Regions from separate parts of the Homo sapiens genome. Here all the other regions are linked to region 3. A link is a loop called in an ENCODE intact Hi-C map of the cell type or tissue named here. Cell type or tissue: heart left ventricle. All regions are shown on one strand. Each heading gives the region's core, and the rest is flanking DNA. Links, peaks and the distances in the headings are about the cores only.

Region 1 (4,938 bases), core at 2,439-4,938, 270 kb after region 3:
GGCCTGTGGAGACCGTTACCTCCTCACTGCCAAGAGCTGGTCGTCCCAAACCAGTGAGCTTTTCAGCGGGTCCCACAGTGGGTGAAATGTTTGCCGGCTGGAGGGGTGAACTTAGGTCACATCATCGCCCACCCATCTATCATCATCTACAGGAATCTTTGCTCCTCCAGAGCTGCTGGAAGGCAGAGGCTTGGCCTGGGGAAGACTGGAAATGGAATCGTCTTCATCCTGTGGCACCCTCCCGCTGAGCCATTTCTCATTACAGGGCCTTGCAGAGCGTATCTGTTCTGGCGTCTGCAGGACAAGTTTGATAACTGAAGTGTGAGAAGGATTTTGAAGGAGACAAGGCAAGAATGAAACTTTCTCTCCCTGCCCCACTCAAACTCTCTTATGGCTGTGTGTAGGCAGGGTGGAGGAGAAGCACCCTCCCCACCAACATTCCTGATGGAGGGACCCCCAGACCTCAGGCGGAGAGTGGAGGCCCCTGAGACCTCAGGCAGAGAGTGGAGGCCCCCCAGACCTCAGGCAGAGAGTGGAGAGGGTCCCTCAGACCTCAGGCAGAGAGTGGAGGCCCCCAGACCTCAGGCAGAGAGTGGAGGCCCCCAGGCCTCAGACAGAGAGTGGAGGCCCCCAGACCTCAGGCAGAGAGTGGAGGCCCCCAGACCTCAGACAGAGAGTGGAGGTCCGCAGACCTCAGGCGGAGAGTGGAGGCCCCTCAGACCTCAGGCAGAGAGTGGAGGCCCCTGAGACCTCAGGCAGAGAGTGGAGGCCCCTCAGACCTCAGGCAGCAAGTCCTGCTGGGTGGCTCTGTAGCCGCAGCCTGGGCTCCGAGGTTGCTACGACGCTGAGTTTTGTCTGTGAAACACCAAAGACCAATCCACATACACCTGGCCTTAGTCCACCTGTACCCGTAGAGTTCCACAAACCTGGTGGCATAAAACAACAGAAATGTATTCTCTCCCAGTCTGGCGGCCACAAGTCCAAAGTCAGTAATGCCGGGTTGAAATGAGGAGTCAGCAGGGCTGCACTCCACGGGAGGCCCTCGGGGGGGGCTCCTTCTTGCCCCTTCCAGCCCCTGGTGGCTCTGGGCGTTCCTTGGCTTGTGGCCACATGGCTCCAAACTGTTTCTGCCTTCATGCGGCCTTCTCTGTGTGTCTGTGGCCAGGTCTCCCTGCCTCCCACTCATTAAGTATATACATGATTGCATTTAGGGCCTACCTGGATACTCCCTGCTCATCTCAAAATCCTTACCTAATCTCATTATCAAACACCCTTTCCTGCAAAAGGCAACATTTACAGGTTCTAGGTTTAGCACCTGATATCTTCGGGAAATAGTGCTGAGGTTTGAATGTTTGTGTCCCTCCCAAATTCATGTTGAAACTTAATTCCTAGTGCAAGAATATGACAAGCTAGGGCCTTGGGGAGGTAAGAAGTGCCCTTATAAAAGGGCTTGAGGGGGCGAGTTCACTTTTTTTTTGTCCTTCTGCCATGTGAGGACGCTGCAAGAAGATGCCATAGTAGAAGCAAAGAGCAAGTCCTCCTTAGACACCAGATTTGCTGGCACTTTGATCTTGGATTTCCCAGCCTCCAGAACTATGAGGAATACATTTCTGTTCTTTATCAATTACCCAGTCTATTTTGCTATACAAGCAAAAAGGGATGACAGCAGACAGTATTCAGCCCTAAATGCTCATTAGCCTCCGTGCAGTAGCTTGAGCCAGGGCCCCTCCAAAGTTATGTAGCGTATCAGCTGTTTGCTCCTTTGGCCTCGGTGAGGCTACCCCAGGGACTGCAGAAAGTGCGATTTTGAGCCACAGAACAGAAGTGTTGACTCGTCTAGGAGTCAGCCTGGAAAACTAGTTCAAAGGGAGGCTCCCAAGCAATGGCCCAGTGTAGAAAACTCCTAACAGGGATCATTTTGCTGCTGCTCACATACCTGTCCTGACAGGGAACTCACTACTCTGCAAGGTTACTCATTTTTTTTTTTGCTCCTACCACCCCCTTGACTTAAGCCTGTAATGATGTGCAGAAAGACTGTGCTTCTGAGATGCTGAAAAGGGACCTCAGTAGTGCAGAGGCCAGCTCTTTGAGAACATGTGAGAGCTAGCTGGGTGTAAGGAAGAGGCAAGTTCCAGGCTAGTGCCCACCCTTCAGGCTGAAACCAGCTGGAACCAGGCTGACCAATTATAAGGACAAGAAGGCGAGTGGGGATCTTCCATGAGAAGGGCCAGCAGAGAGCCTTGGGAAGAGATGTGTCTAATGGGGTCTCAAGCTGTGCGTTGGGGTCCCTTCCTTTGACAAGACAACCTCCTCCCGCCATCTTCAGTGCATCAGAGAAGCCAGTGTGGCAGCATGGCTGGGTTTCTCAGAAGCCAACAGGGGTGGGCTCCGGGGATGGGAAGGAGGTGGTCTGAGTCTCCTCTAACCCTGAACTTCGGTCTCCCTGCAGGCTGGGGGCCTAGCCCGAGCCCCTGTGGAGGTATCTGGGGTGGGGGATAATCATGTCTCCCACATCTCAACTCCCTTGGCCCCTTCTCCCTGTGGCCCCTCTTGGTGGTAAGCCCACTTGGGGCTGGCTACAGCCCTCCTTGGGGATAACTGCTCACACTGGCAGGAGGCAGGCAGGAAGGGGGACCCCTTAGTGGGGGCGACAGCTGGATGGATGACTGGGCTCCCATCAAATCTGACACACTCATCACCCAACTCCACAGAAGACCCAAAGCCTGTGCTGCCAGAGGGGACAGGGTGGCAGCAGCTCTCTGAATGCCCCAGGCCTGAGAAGGAGTGGGTGAGTGGGCATCTGGCTGCCAGGCCCCAGTCAAGCCGGGACCCCCTCCCCCCGGTTAGAGGCCTCTAGACAGACACAGCCCCTATGACAAGCCTGGATACCTGTGCCACCTTTAGGGGAATGAGTCTGTTGCACTGCGGTCTCTGACTGCCCTCAGCTCCACAGGGCCCACGTGAATCCCTGTGCCTATGATTCTTAGCAACCAACGAAGTTCATTTTGTCCCCACCAGTCTATTCTGAGCACCCCAAAAGGGATCATTTGGATGGGGCTGGGAGGGGCAACCAGCACATGGACATTTGCAAGGTGGGGCCTGGTTCTCAGTCCAGGGTGCCCCCGGCGGACTCACAGCACCGAGATGAAGATGGGGACAGACACCAGCTTTAAAATAACCTCAAATAAATTTGCCCACAAACAGTGTCCCAATCACCCTACATTACATTCTCAGGACCAGGGGAGGACGTGCTAAAACAGCACAACTCCTTGGACCTGAATTGTCCGGGCCAACCGTCTGTCAATGAACCAGATTTTGCTGGAATTCTCTCGCTTCTTTAGCACAGTGGAAGTATTCATCTAAGGTTAATTTATTCTGAAGGCTTAAATACGCAAAGTAGAGCCGCGCTGGGATGAACGTCCTGTCCCAAGGCCGCCACCTCCAGGAAGTTTGTGGAACTGACTTGAAATAACAACACCCTCCTTGGACAGAGATGCGGAAATGCGCATTTTCCCTCTTAAAACTCCCCTGTGCCTGTAATCCCAGCACTTTGGGAGGCCGAGGCGGGTAGATCACGAGGTCAGGAGTTCGAGACCAGCATGATCAACATGGTGAAACCCCATCTCTACTAAAAATACAAAAATCAGCTGGGCATGGTGGCAGGCGCCTGTAATCCCAGCTACTCAGGAGGCTGAGGCAGGAGAATCACTTGAACGTTGGAGGCAGAGGGTGCAGTGAGCTGAGATGGTGCCACTGCACTCCAGCTTGGGCGACAGAGCAAGACTCCATCTCAAGAAAACAAAACAAAACAAAAAAAACTCCCCTGCATCTCCACACCCACACCATTTCTACAATTCACATGGTATCTTAAAGTTTCCAATGTGGTTTTGGGCCTACGAAGGAGAAGAACTGAAGTGAGCTTTAAAAATGACTCTTCCTTGTTCCTAAAAATGCTAATCGGACCATCTCCAGGGGAATCCTATATGCACAGCCACCCCGCTCCCCGCCACCAAATATGCAACCTAAATCTGACAGCAATGACCCAGGGCTCCTGGCAGGCCAGACCAGCAGGTGAGGTCAGGGGTGGGGGGCGGGCAATACTGCTGTCTGCAGAGTCCTGTGCTGTTCACATAGTCCTCCCAGCCAGGAATGTCTCATCCCCACCGGGGCATTGCCTCTTCTGTCCTCATCTCATAGACTACAAATTCAGGCCTGGAGGAATGAAGTCACCTCATTTATTTGCTTAGTCATTTGTCCGACAACTACTGATGTAATGCAGTCAACAGGCGAGGCCCTGTTCTGGCCCCAAGACAGATCCCAGAAGGAGCTCAGCCCTGTCCTTGCGCACATGGGAAGCCAGGCCAGGCACTCTTCAGGGTCCAATCACACATGAATGACAGAGGAGTGCAGGGCGCAAGAGCGGGCTTGGGCCCCAAGTCTCCTTCTGGCTCCTACTTTGTGTTTCTACACAGCAGGGAAGGAGGAGGGTCCCTGACCCCCTTTAGAATCCCTCAAAGATGTTATTATTGCCACTTCAGGTCTGTATTCAAGTCCAGCAGCCGCAAAAATTAAGCAGCTGCAAGGCTGCTTGTCCTCTCTGTTGCTTCTTTGCCTGCAATTAGTGCAGAAGGCCAACAGGGGGCAGCATCTAGCCTGGCTGTCTCATGGGGACATCTGAAGTGGAAAATAGCTCACTTCCATTTAATCTTCATCTAAAAACAATAAGCCGATGTGAAGTTCAGAGAACTAACTTAATTAGGAATCATTTGCGGGGTCTCTGGAGCACCAGTTTCCTGAACTCCACTCTTCCCCACATATGCAAAGACAGCATCACTTAATGAAAAGGCAATTGAGGAGGCAAGGACTGGAGGAGGCTCAGAATCAGCAAATGGAGATTCAGGGGTTGCTGAGACTTCAGTCCAACAGGGTCCATCTACA
Region 2 (5,018 bases), core at 1,178-3,677, 300 kb after region 3:
CACACCTGGTGCTATCAGGGAACCGTCGGGTGCACAGAGCCAGCTGTCAGGTGCCCACCTGGCGCTACCAGGGTCCCCACTTGGATTATGTCTGGTGGGTGGACTCTGGAGATGGCAGCTGCTGCTGTCTACAGCGCCCTGTGTCCTAAGACCTGCAGCTAGCCGACAAGGCTCCGGTGATGTCCTAGAGTGTCTCAGGACAGAGGGGGCCTGTGGAGCTCACTCCCTCCCCTCCAGCCGAGGCCTCGCCATGCCAATCTTCATGCCACCTTGCTGTTTCTTGGGCAACACCTGTGTCTCTGCCCAAGCTGTGACCAGGTGCAGGCCCCCGGCTATCGGCGTGGGAAGAGCAGCTTCTGGGGGGTCTTCTTAGGACCTGGAGAGCTGTGGCTGTGTGGGAGGGTGCAGGGAGCAAGTGTCCTCTTAGGGTCAGGAGCCCCCTCTGACCCTGGTCACTGTCCAGTCATCAAGTGGGTTGCCTGGGGTGGTGAGCAGCCTGTCCTTGAAGGTGTGAGCCGGGACCGTGTGCTCGGCTCAGCCAGACAAGTTTTCTCAAGCCAGAACTGCCCTGAGCGCTCGTCCAAGCGGCCCCCACCCCCTGTGCCAGCCTCGCTGTGCTGTGCAGTTCCAGTTCCATCACAGCAGTTCTTCCTCTGGATGGGGACAGACAGCCCAGCCCTGAATTATTCATGCTGACTCTTGCAGTCTCCGAGCTTGACACCCCATCAAGGAAATGCGTGGTAAATGCAGTGATTTATGCAGGTACTTAAGGCCACAGTGGCTCTGCCCAACCGCCTGGAGGTGATCCAGGCCCCATCTCTCCCCATGCAGGCTTCCTGGAGGTTCCTGGAGGTCTGGCAGTGCAGGTGGGCAGGACCCTTCCAGTTGGGTACCAGGAAGGGATGTGGCCTCTGCGGGGTGCCCCAAAGGGATCCCTCACCTGGAGTGCACTCAGAGCCCCCCTCCCCTGCTATCTGGGCCTGGGCTGAGCTCAAGGGTCCCAAGCAGAGGGAAGGCCAAAGGGGAACACTGCAGAGGGATGCTGGGAAACCCTCTTGCCAGCTCCTGTTCACTGCACTTCACAGTGACTGAGCCTGGGAAACAGCTCAGCTCACTGCAGTTGGGCAGAGAGGGAAACTGAGTCATGGGGTCATTTACCCAGGCCACATGATCAGTCTTTCCCCCATGATCTCTAGGATCTAGGCTAGTGGGGATCATATCTATATCTGGGCATCTCTCTGCCCAGGTTGAGCAATATGGACAAATCATTCATTCATTCATTCATTCATTCATTCATCTGTTCCCAGCTCAGCCACCTACTGGCCTGAGGCCTTGGGTTAGGGACTCAGCTCCCACATGCCTGGTTTCATATGCAGAATGGAGACGACAGCTCCTGCCTCACATCTGTGGTGGGAACGACATGAGTTAGTGCAGGTAAAGGGTTCAGAACAATGAGGTGCACAGAGCCAGCTGTTGGGTTCACACCTGGCACTATCAGGGTCCCCACTCGGATTATGCCTGGTGGCTGGACTCTGGAGATGGCAGCTGCCGCTGTCTACAAGGCCCTGTGTCCTAAGATGTACAGCTCGCTGACAAGGCTGCGGCAATGCCCCAGAGCTTCTCAGGACAGTGGGGACCTGTGGAACATCAGGCAGTACGCACTGGTCGGTACTTTTAGCAGGGCCTTTGGATGGAGCGAGAGGCCTCCCTGCCACACTCCAGCTCCTGACCCTTGTGCCTCAGGCCCAGACCCAGTCCTACCGACGAACATTCACAGAGTATTGCTGTGTGCAGGCCCCCAGGCTCAGGGCTGGGCTAAGCCACTGCAAGAAAGCCATCAGCAGCCCCTCCGCTGGACGCTCTTCTGGGATCCCTTGAATGGGGAGGGACCAGGACTGCTCCAGCCACAGCCTGGGAGAGCCACAGGGCAGGTGCCAGGCGGACTGAGGCTGAATGGAGAGAGAGAGAGAGAGAGAGAGAGAGAGAGAGAGAGAGAGAGAGAGAGAGAGACAGAGAGAAACCCCCCAGGCAGGCCGACCTGGGGATAGCTGAGCAGGGGCACAGAAAGGCAGGGACAGATGAGGAGGAAGGCAGAGACTGTGCCCTCCCTCAGCTCCTCAGCGGCGTGGGTTCCTCTGGCACTGACCTGACCCGGGAGGAGATGACGTCTGCCCCAGGAGGGCCCCCTGCTCAGATGAGGTGCCCTGTGGCAGGGAAGCCCAGGCGGCTGTGCAGAAGAAGGCTGGGAGCCCAGCCCACCCATCCGCAGTGCCCAGAGAAGCAGGCAGGGCCTGTCTGTGGCACAATGGTGCCACCCAGTGGCCATACCCCCAAATCGCACCTGTGCCAGGACCAAAGCTGGGCAGGCAACCCGCGAGAGGTGGAGGTACCCTGCGACCTGAATATTTAGTAAATACAAACTCCACGGGACACTCAGTTAAAGGAAGATTTCAGACGAACGTTGAGTAATTTCTTTAGAATGTGTCCTAAATATTGCACCGGACAAACTCACACTAAACAGTGTTTGTTTATCTGAAATTCATCTTTACCTGGGCTTCCTGTATTTTATCTGTACTTATTTACCTTAGCCTCAAGTGACTTTTAGGACAACAAAGGTTTACTTGGGGTAAACACCATTGGGCTGTTGGGCCTTGGGGTATAAAGGGGCGGTTCTGCTGCCTCCTGCTTATTTCCTGGGGCTTAGAGCAAACTGAAATAGACAGGGGCGCTTCCTTCGGGGCAGGCACCCTGCTAAGCAGTCAGGTATTTAATCCTCACGCACAACCCATGTGGGTAACACCACTGTGTCTTCACTTTACAGATGGGGAAACTGAGGCTCAGAGAAGCAAATCGACTTGCTCCTAACTAGAAGGTGACCTGCTGTGCACTGAATGTTTGTGGCCCCCCAGTTCCTTCCTTCCTTCTTTCCTTCCTTCATTCCTTTATTCTTTCTTTTTCTTTCTTTCTTTCCTTCCTTCCTTCCTTCCTTCCTTCCTTCCTTCCTTCCTTCCTTCCTTCCTTCCTTTCTTTCTTTCTTTCTTTCTTTCTTTCTTTCTTTCTTTCTTTCTTCTTTCTTTCTTTCCTTCCGTCCCTTCCTTTCTCATTCTTCTTTTTCTTTCTTTCTCTTTCTTTCTTTCTTGCTTGCTTGCTTGCTTTCTTTCTTCTTTCTTTCCCTCCCTCCCTTCCTTCCTTTCTCTTTCTTCTCTTTCTTTCTTTCTTTCTTTCTTTCTTTCTTTCTTCTTTCTTTCTTTCCTTCTTTCTTTTTCTTTCTTCCTTCTTTCTTTCTTCTTTCTTTCTTTCTTTCTTTCTTTCTTTCTTTCTTTCTTTCTTTCTTTCTTTCTTTCTTTCTTTCCCTCTCTCTCTCTTTCATTCTTTCTTTCTCTCTCTTTCTTTCGAGATGGAGTCTTGCTCTGTCACCCAGGCAGATTGTGCAGTGGTGCAATCTCCACTCACTGCAACCTCCGCCTCCTGGATTCAAGTGATTCTCCCGTCTCAGCCTCCTGAGTAGCTGAGATTACAGGCACACAGCACCACATCCGGCTAATTTTTGTATTTTTAATAGAGACGGGGTTTTGCCATGTTGGTCAGGCTGGTCTCAAACGCCTGATCTCAAGTGATACCCCCGCCTCAGCCTCCCAAAGTGCTGGGACTATAGGTGTGAGCCACCACACCCGGCCTGCTGCCCACCCCCCATTTCTATGTTGAAGCCCTGATCCCCAGTGTTAGGAGGGGACTGCAGGAAGTGATTATCTCATCCCACGGAAGGCCTCATAGAAGGATCGGTGCCTTTATAAGAAGAGACCAGAGTGTGTGCTCTCTCCCTGGCCTCCCACCACGTGGGGACACAGCATGGACCAAGCAAGACAGCAGAGAGCCTCATCAGACACCACTGTGTGAGCACCTTGACCTGGGCCTTCCAGCCTCCGGAGCTGTGAGGATGTCCACGTCTGTTGCTTCAGCCCCACAGTCTGTGTTACTTTTATTACAGCAGCTCGAACACACAAAGACACTCTCTAAGGGCTCCGCTTCGAGACACTGCCCCTCCCCTGCACAGACACCATTGGGGGTGACTGGTACATTGTACCGATCGGGAGCCTGGGAGAGTGGGATGATACCACGGACAGTGCCAGAGCTGAGACTGGCACCAACATCAGATGGGCCCTGCCTGAGGTTGGCAGAGAACTCTGCCTGTCTCTTTCAGGGGAGAAGAAGCCATGGAGGAGAAGTGGGGGGCATGCAGCTCCTGGGCCACCGAGCCCGGGCCGGGCCACTGCACTTCCCAGCAATGCTGTTCCCAGGAGGGCGTGCTGTGAAGTCCCCCAAAGAGCAGAGAGCGGCTGCAGCTGGCCTGGCTGCAGAGAGCCCACGGCCATCACAAGGGCAGGTGCAGCCCAGGGCCGAGTCCCAGCTCCAGGCTGGCTCCAAGGATGTGGGGACAGGCCATCTGGGGCTTGGGCTCCCTTGTCCTTCCCACCGTTCCAAGAGGGCTAGGTGAACACCCACTGTTCCAGGTGCCAGGGCTATGGAAGGGTCCAGGCAGGCACAGCTCCAGCCCCGTGAGCCAGCCTTCAGACCATGGGGACTGGGGACAGATGATTCTGTGGTTCTCGCAAGTTGGTTCTGGGGATTCTTAGGGGAAGGGGCTCCAGCTCTCTGTGGGGGTCAGAGGAGACCTTGGGTTGAAGCACACAGGAAGGCGGGAGTCTGCCGGGCTGGGGAGGAGAGCTCTGGGACAAACAGCACAGTGAGCACCAAGATCCAGGGGTAGAAGTGAGCTTGGGTATTCTAGGAACAGCGAGGTGGCCCGGGCAGCTGAGTGGCGTCGGGGAGGGGACACACCATGGAGAGATGAGTCAGAGGGGTCCAGACAGATGTCACCAGCAAGACCACCAGGAGCCGCAGGTGGGGAGCTGTGCAACCTCATGTATTTATGGGCAGGGAGACACCGTGACGTGGCTCCTGTAGGCGTCCAGGCCTGAGGGGTGGGGCCCGGGCCTGAGTGGGAGGGCTGGAGGGGG
Region 3 (5,018 bases), core at 1,653-4,152:
ACTGGGGCCGTGGGGCCCTGGGGTAGGCCCCCAGTGTGGCTGGTCATCAGGGAGGGCTTCCTGGAGGAGGAGGAGTGTGAGCTGTGTTTTGAAGGGAGGGAAGGAATCGGCCCGGTGAGGGGCTGGTGAGGGTATTCTTAGCAGAGAAGGCTCAGATGCTGTCTGGGGGTGAGGAGGAGCCACAGGGTGGGGTGGCTGAGGGGCATGGTGGCTTCTCGAGCTGTCCAGTTTCTCTTCATCACCTCTCATGCAGGAAAACCTTACTTTTTATGCTCTCCCTCCCGCTAAATGCGAGTCCATGAGACATTGTTTCAGGAGTGCGGTTCCATTAAGCAGCGAAGTGTGGACAAGAGCATCCAGGGTGGGGGTCACGAGCCCCAGAGGGCAGGGGGCAGTGGCTGTCAGTCCCTCTCCATCGCGTCAGGAGGGCTGGGACCCCTTGATGTGCTCATCATGGATTCCATGTGCTCTGGGTTCCCGAGATCCCTGTGGCACAGAGATAAGTGCTAGCATGTGCTTTGTGGAGCTAGACTGGGTGCCCACTCCCCTCTTTCAGCCACCTGCACCACTGACAGCTGGGCGTGAGCCTGGAACAGCAGTTAGGTGCCACAGGGTCTGAGCTCACGGGCCGCGTGTGTCAGGCCAGTCGGTTTCTGCATCGGTCACGGCGGGGGTCAGCCGCGGTGGGATTAGAGTTCACATGCTTGCTGAAATCATCGGTCCTGCAGAAGCCAGAGCTGCTTTGGCCTCATGAACATTTTACAGCTGAGGAAACTGAGGCACCCAGAAGCAAAGGTTTGTCTGAAGTGAACAGTCACTACGGCAGAGCTGATTTTCTGGCCCAGAGAAAAACCAGCCCCTCTCGGGCTAATGTCCCGGGGCCAGGGAAGGAGGATGCTCCTGTTGCCAGGGCTGCTTCCTGACCCTGTGGGCCCAGGCTCTTTGCTTCTGTGGACTCCTCCCTCCATATAAAGTATTTAAAATTATACAACAGTCGACATAAAGATGAATATATAGGAAAACAGTCTCTCCAACCTAAAATGTTTTGCTTTTATCCTGATTTTAAGAGGAGCAAGATCATTTTCATAGTTTCTGGAAGCACAGCAGGGCCTGGCTGGGAGCCCTTTCCCTTGAGAATCTGTTGCTGCTGAGCCCCGTGCAGGGCCCGGGCAGGGGGCAGCCTCGCTGGACGGACTCCTCTCCCCACAGGCATCCTGGTCCTGCTCAGCGTGACCTTCAGCATCCTTGGACCCCACGTTGTTTTCTGCTGACTAGAGCAGGGGCCGTGTGGGTGGTTTGTCATCAACTGTTTTACAAGAAATGTGGACAGGATCAGGCAGCTTTGGGAGGGCTTTCCAGGGTGAAAACGTTGGAGCTGTGGGCGTGCAGGGAGCTTGTGTGTTCAGGACCAGTTCGTGCCAAGGCCAGGCAAGCAGTAAGAAGGCAGGGCGTGTTATACACGTGTACGATGAAGAAACCGCGCTGCTCGAGCGAGGGTCCGAGCACTGTCCTCGTCCTCTCCCATGCCCACGCCACCTTCAGGAGCCTCAGCTCAGAGGGACCCAGGGAGTCCCGCTGGGGCTGGGAAGGCAGGGAAGGAATGCCGATCAGGCAGAAGAGTGGCAGGAAAGGGTTCTCTGCTCAATGCCCATAGAGATGGAGTCAGCCAGGCCTCGGGTGAGATGCAGGGTCATTCAAAAGCCCAGAACGTGCTCGGGTCAATTGCCAGGGAGGAAACTGAGGCCCAGAGAGGGGAGTGACTGACTCGTTAAAGATGGCAGAGCGAGGGCTGGCAGAGTGGGGCTCTGTGGGGTAGTTCCCCCTAGATACCAAGCTCTGAGGAGCATGTGGGGAACGAGCTGACGGCCTCCACGCTCAGCAGGAGAGCTCACGCCATCTCCCTGGCCTCCCCTTGGTCTCTTCAGGTGCACCGGGGCATCAAAGGTGTGGTGACAGATAAATTCGGCAAGCCAGTCAAAAACGCCCGGATCTCAGTCAAAGGCATTCGCCACGACATCACCACAGGTGAGCACGTCCCTGGCTGTCCCCTGGGGACCACGTCTGCCAAGGAAATGCCACACCGTGGCAGCCGGCACCCTCAGGCACTCACAGTGTGCCCAGCCCTCAGCAGGATGGCTCCATTCCTCCCCAGGCTGGCTGGGTCGGGGAGGGTGGGCAGGAACCAGGGTCTGCGTCTCCTTACAGCATTTGGTGAGGGAAGAGCTTGCCCAGCCGTAGCTACTGAATGATGGTGGATGCATGCTCTGTATTCCTAGGAAAATGCCGCCTCCTCCAACATTGCCGGGGAGAGCCACCTCCACCCCTAAGCCTGTTTGTTTCTATCCCAAAGTTCATACCCTGTTGATAGCTGGGGTGTCCAGCCCTGTGCGGGCTCTGGCTGTCCTTACAGGAATTTCACAGCCGATGAAAAATGACGGTATGCTGTGATATGTGTTACCTGGCAGAGATGTGGTCCAGAGAAGAGGGGGACTTTTGCTAACTGTGGGGTGGGTATGGGGGGTGGGAGTGGTCATCGAAGGTTTCAGAGAAGAGGGGTGCCTAAGCAGGGTTTTGAGGTATAAATAAGAGTTTGACAGAGAAAAGGGGTGGGAAGGACGTTCCAGGCCCACACAGAGGCAAGTGCACATTTGGCGCCTGCCTCCCATGCTAACCTCTCCCCACTCATATCCATCACCCATCACCCCGTGGCTGGGTCTGCAGTCCTCGTGAGAATCATTTTTAATCTATTTGTCCACAGCCCCAGATGGTGACTACTGGAGACTGCTGCCCCCAGGTATCCACATTGTCATTGCCCAAGCCCCTGGCTACGCCAAAGTCATCAAGAAAGTCATCATCCCCGCCCGGATGAAGAGGGCTGGCCGTGTGGACTTCATTCTGCAACCTCTGGGGATGGGACCCAAGAACTTTATTCATGGGCTGCGGAGGACTGGGCCCCACGACCCACTGGGAGGTGCCAGCTCTTTGGGGGAGGCCACGGAGCCCGACCCGCTCCGGGCGCGCAGGCAGCCCTCGGCCGACGGGAGTAAGCCCTGGTGGTGGTCCTACTTCACATCGCTGAGCACCCACAGGCCACGCTGGCTGCTCAAGTACTAGCCCCGGCCCCAGCACCCGCCAGGATGTGGAGACCGAGGCCCATCTCCGCATCCCGGGCTCCTGGCTCTTGATTTTGTCTGCCACAGACATCCCACAAAGCCGCTGCCATTTTATTAAAGTGTTTTGATCCACTTTGCACTGGAATGAGAGGATCTGTGTAAGGCACTTTCCAGGGAAGGCTGGGGACTGACCCTTGTTGCCTGAGGGCAGCTGTGGCCTGGGCCCCACAGGGCAATCCCGGGCAGCTATCCTGCTGCCCACAGGTCCGGATTGCAGGCCCGAGACTCCAGCCTATCTGTACTGGGCCAGGTGGACTAGCTGGCTTTTCCCAGACCACCAGGCCTTGAACTGACTTCAGATGGGAAACTGAGGTGGGCCAAGGGTGTGAGCATCTGTAGGAGCTGAGCTCCGGATCCTGCAGCTGAAGCTCATGTGTCCTGGAGTGTAGAGAAGGAGGGGCACTGAATGGGAGGATGGGGGTGGGCAGGAGGTGACCCCAAGGTAGGGTCAAGAGCTCAAGGGCGGGAGAGCTGGCCAGAGCCTGGGGCCTCATGGCATGATCGGGGGGACCACACTCAGGCTCACAGGCTTCCAGGGGGGCCTGGCTCCATGGGCGTGGATATTCCTGGGACCTCCCTCATCCTGATCATGCTACTTGGGTCCAGGGACCCTCTCCTGTCCCCTCTCTCACCATCGAGAAAGTCTGTCAGCCCCGGGATCTTCCAGGAAGGGGTCCCGTAGCCTGAGCAGAGAATGCAGCAGAGAAGGCACCTGAGCCGGCCAGGGCTGTGTCAAAAAGCAGCAGAGACCTGGCGCTTCAACAGCAGAAGTGTGTCCTCCCACAGTCCTGGGGGCTGACGTCAGAGCCATGTCCCCAGGGCGGGCTCCTTCTGGCACCACGCTCCCTGGCTCTTTGGCGGTCATCTTTCCCCCACTCTTCCCATCATCATCCCTCTATGTGTCTCTGTCCACATTTCCTCTTCTTGTATTGGGCTAGGGCCTAATATAAGACCCTAGCGACCCTCATTTTAATTTAGTTACCTTTACAAAGATGCTACCTCCAAATAAGATCACACTGAGGACCTGGGGCTAGGACTTCAGCAGATGAATTTTGTGGGAGGGACATGGTTCAGCCCCTAGGAGAGGGCAGCATCTCCCATACAGTGGCTCCTCACATGCTCCTGGCTGTGCCATCGGCCCCCCTGGTTTCCAGAGCTCCAGGCCTGGGCAGGTCCCTCCATGGAACTGGGCATCCACTCTGAGCAGTGCCTTGACCTCAACTGAATGACAGCATGGTCCCCACCAGCACCCTCAGCCTCGTTCCATTGCCTCCTGGCAGCTATGCCCTGAGGCGAAGGCCTCGGGGTTCCCAGCTGAAGCCCAGAGGAGCAGGCACACCCCCGGCGCTGGGTGGCGTGCTCTCGGGGGAAGGCATGGGGAGGGCTCAGGCAGCCTACAGCCCTCAAGTCTTACACTGGCACAACAGCGCTTGGTTTGCGGAGCAAGAATGATCTGGAGTGTTTGGGGAACATCTCACAGCCTCCTGAGCCCCTGCATCCTACATTCACCCATGCGCCTAGTGACTTGTAAGTTTACATTTATTTGGCTCCACTGCATACAGGGCACCGTGCAGGGGTCCTCTGAAATCCCGGGAGGCCCGTGGAGCAGACCTCTGCTTCGTGCTTTGCTGAAGTGGGTGTGGAAACAGCAGGCGCAAGGTGCCCAGGACTCGGGGTGTGCAGGTGGCCGCTCAGTCTCAGTCCCCCCGTGGGGCACCTGCACGAGGCCTTCCCTGCACTTCATTCTGTCCCCACCCGTTCACGCTGTCTAGGGAAGAGCCTGCTGCAGTGGGTGTGTGGGGTGGAAGGACTCATTCCAGAGCCCAGTTCGTGTCAGGGGCCAAG

The links. Hi-C counts contacts between places; a loop is a spot of excess contacts. Peaks named below come from ENCODE experiments on the same cell type or tissue, not always from the same donor. Only the 100,000 strongest peaks of a DNase experiment are listed, where the experiment ranks them.
Region 1: a loop joins it to region 3, with 2.3 times the contacts of the local background. A loop is called at or near these places in 12 of 110 quality-filtered maps.
Region 2: a loop joins it to region 3, with 3 times the contacts of the local background. A loop is called at or near these places in 62 of 110 quality-filtered maps.

The regions. Positions count from the first base shown.
Region 1 is chr4:8,882,575-8,887,512 of GRCh38, forward strand. No RefSeq gene overlaps it. Among named protein-coding and RNA genes, the nearest start is that of HMX1, 13 kb to the left of the region's middle. In heart left ventricle, for the core only: CTCF peaks have their summits at 3,443 (motif pointing left) and 4,599 (motif pointing right); no DNase peak of the experiment used is centred there; H3K27me3 peaks cover 2,152 bases.
Region 2 is chr4:8,915,857-8,920,874 of GRCh38, forward strand. No RefSeq gene overlaps it. Among named protein-coding and RNA genes, the nearest start is that of HMX1, 47 kb to the left of the region's middle. In heart left ventricle, for the core only: CTCF peaks have their summits at 2,327 (motif pointing left) and 2,527; a DNase peak (open chromatin) is centred at 2,310; H3K27me3 peaks cover 1,215 bases.
Region 3 is chr4:8,616,504-8,621,521 of GRCh38, forward strand. CPZ (carboxypeptidase Z) reads left to right here. Exons shown (of 11, transcript NM_001014447.3): 10 at 1,926-2,025; 11 at 2,759-3,249. The coding sequence ends at 3,114. All of the region lies in intron 1 of LOC124900659 (a long non-coding RNA gene), which reads right to left. Among named protein-coding and RNA genes, the nearest start is that of CPZ, 26 kb to the left of the region's middle. RefSeq lists a silencer at 275-468. In heart left ventricle, for the core only: no CTCF peak of the experiment used is centred there; a DNase peak (open chromatin) is centred at 2,988; H3K27me3 peaks cover 1,406 bases.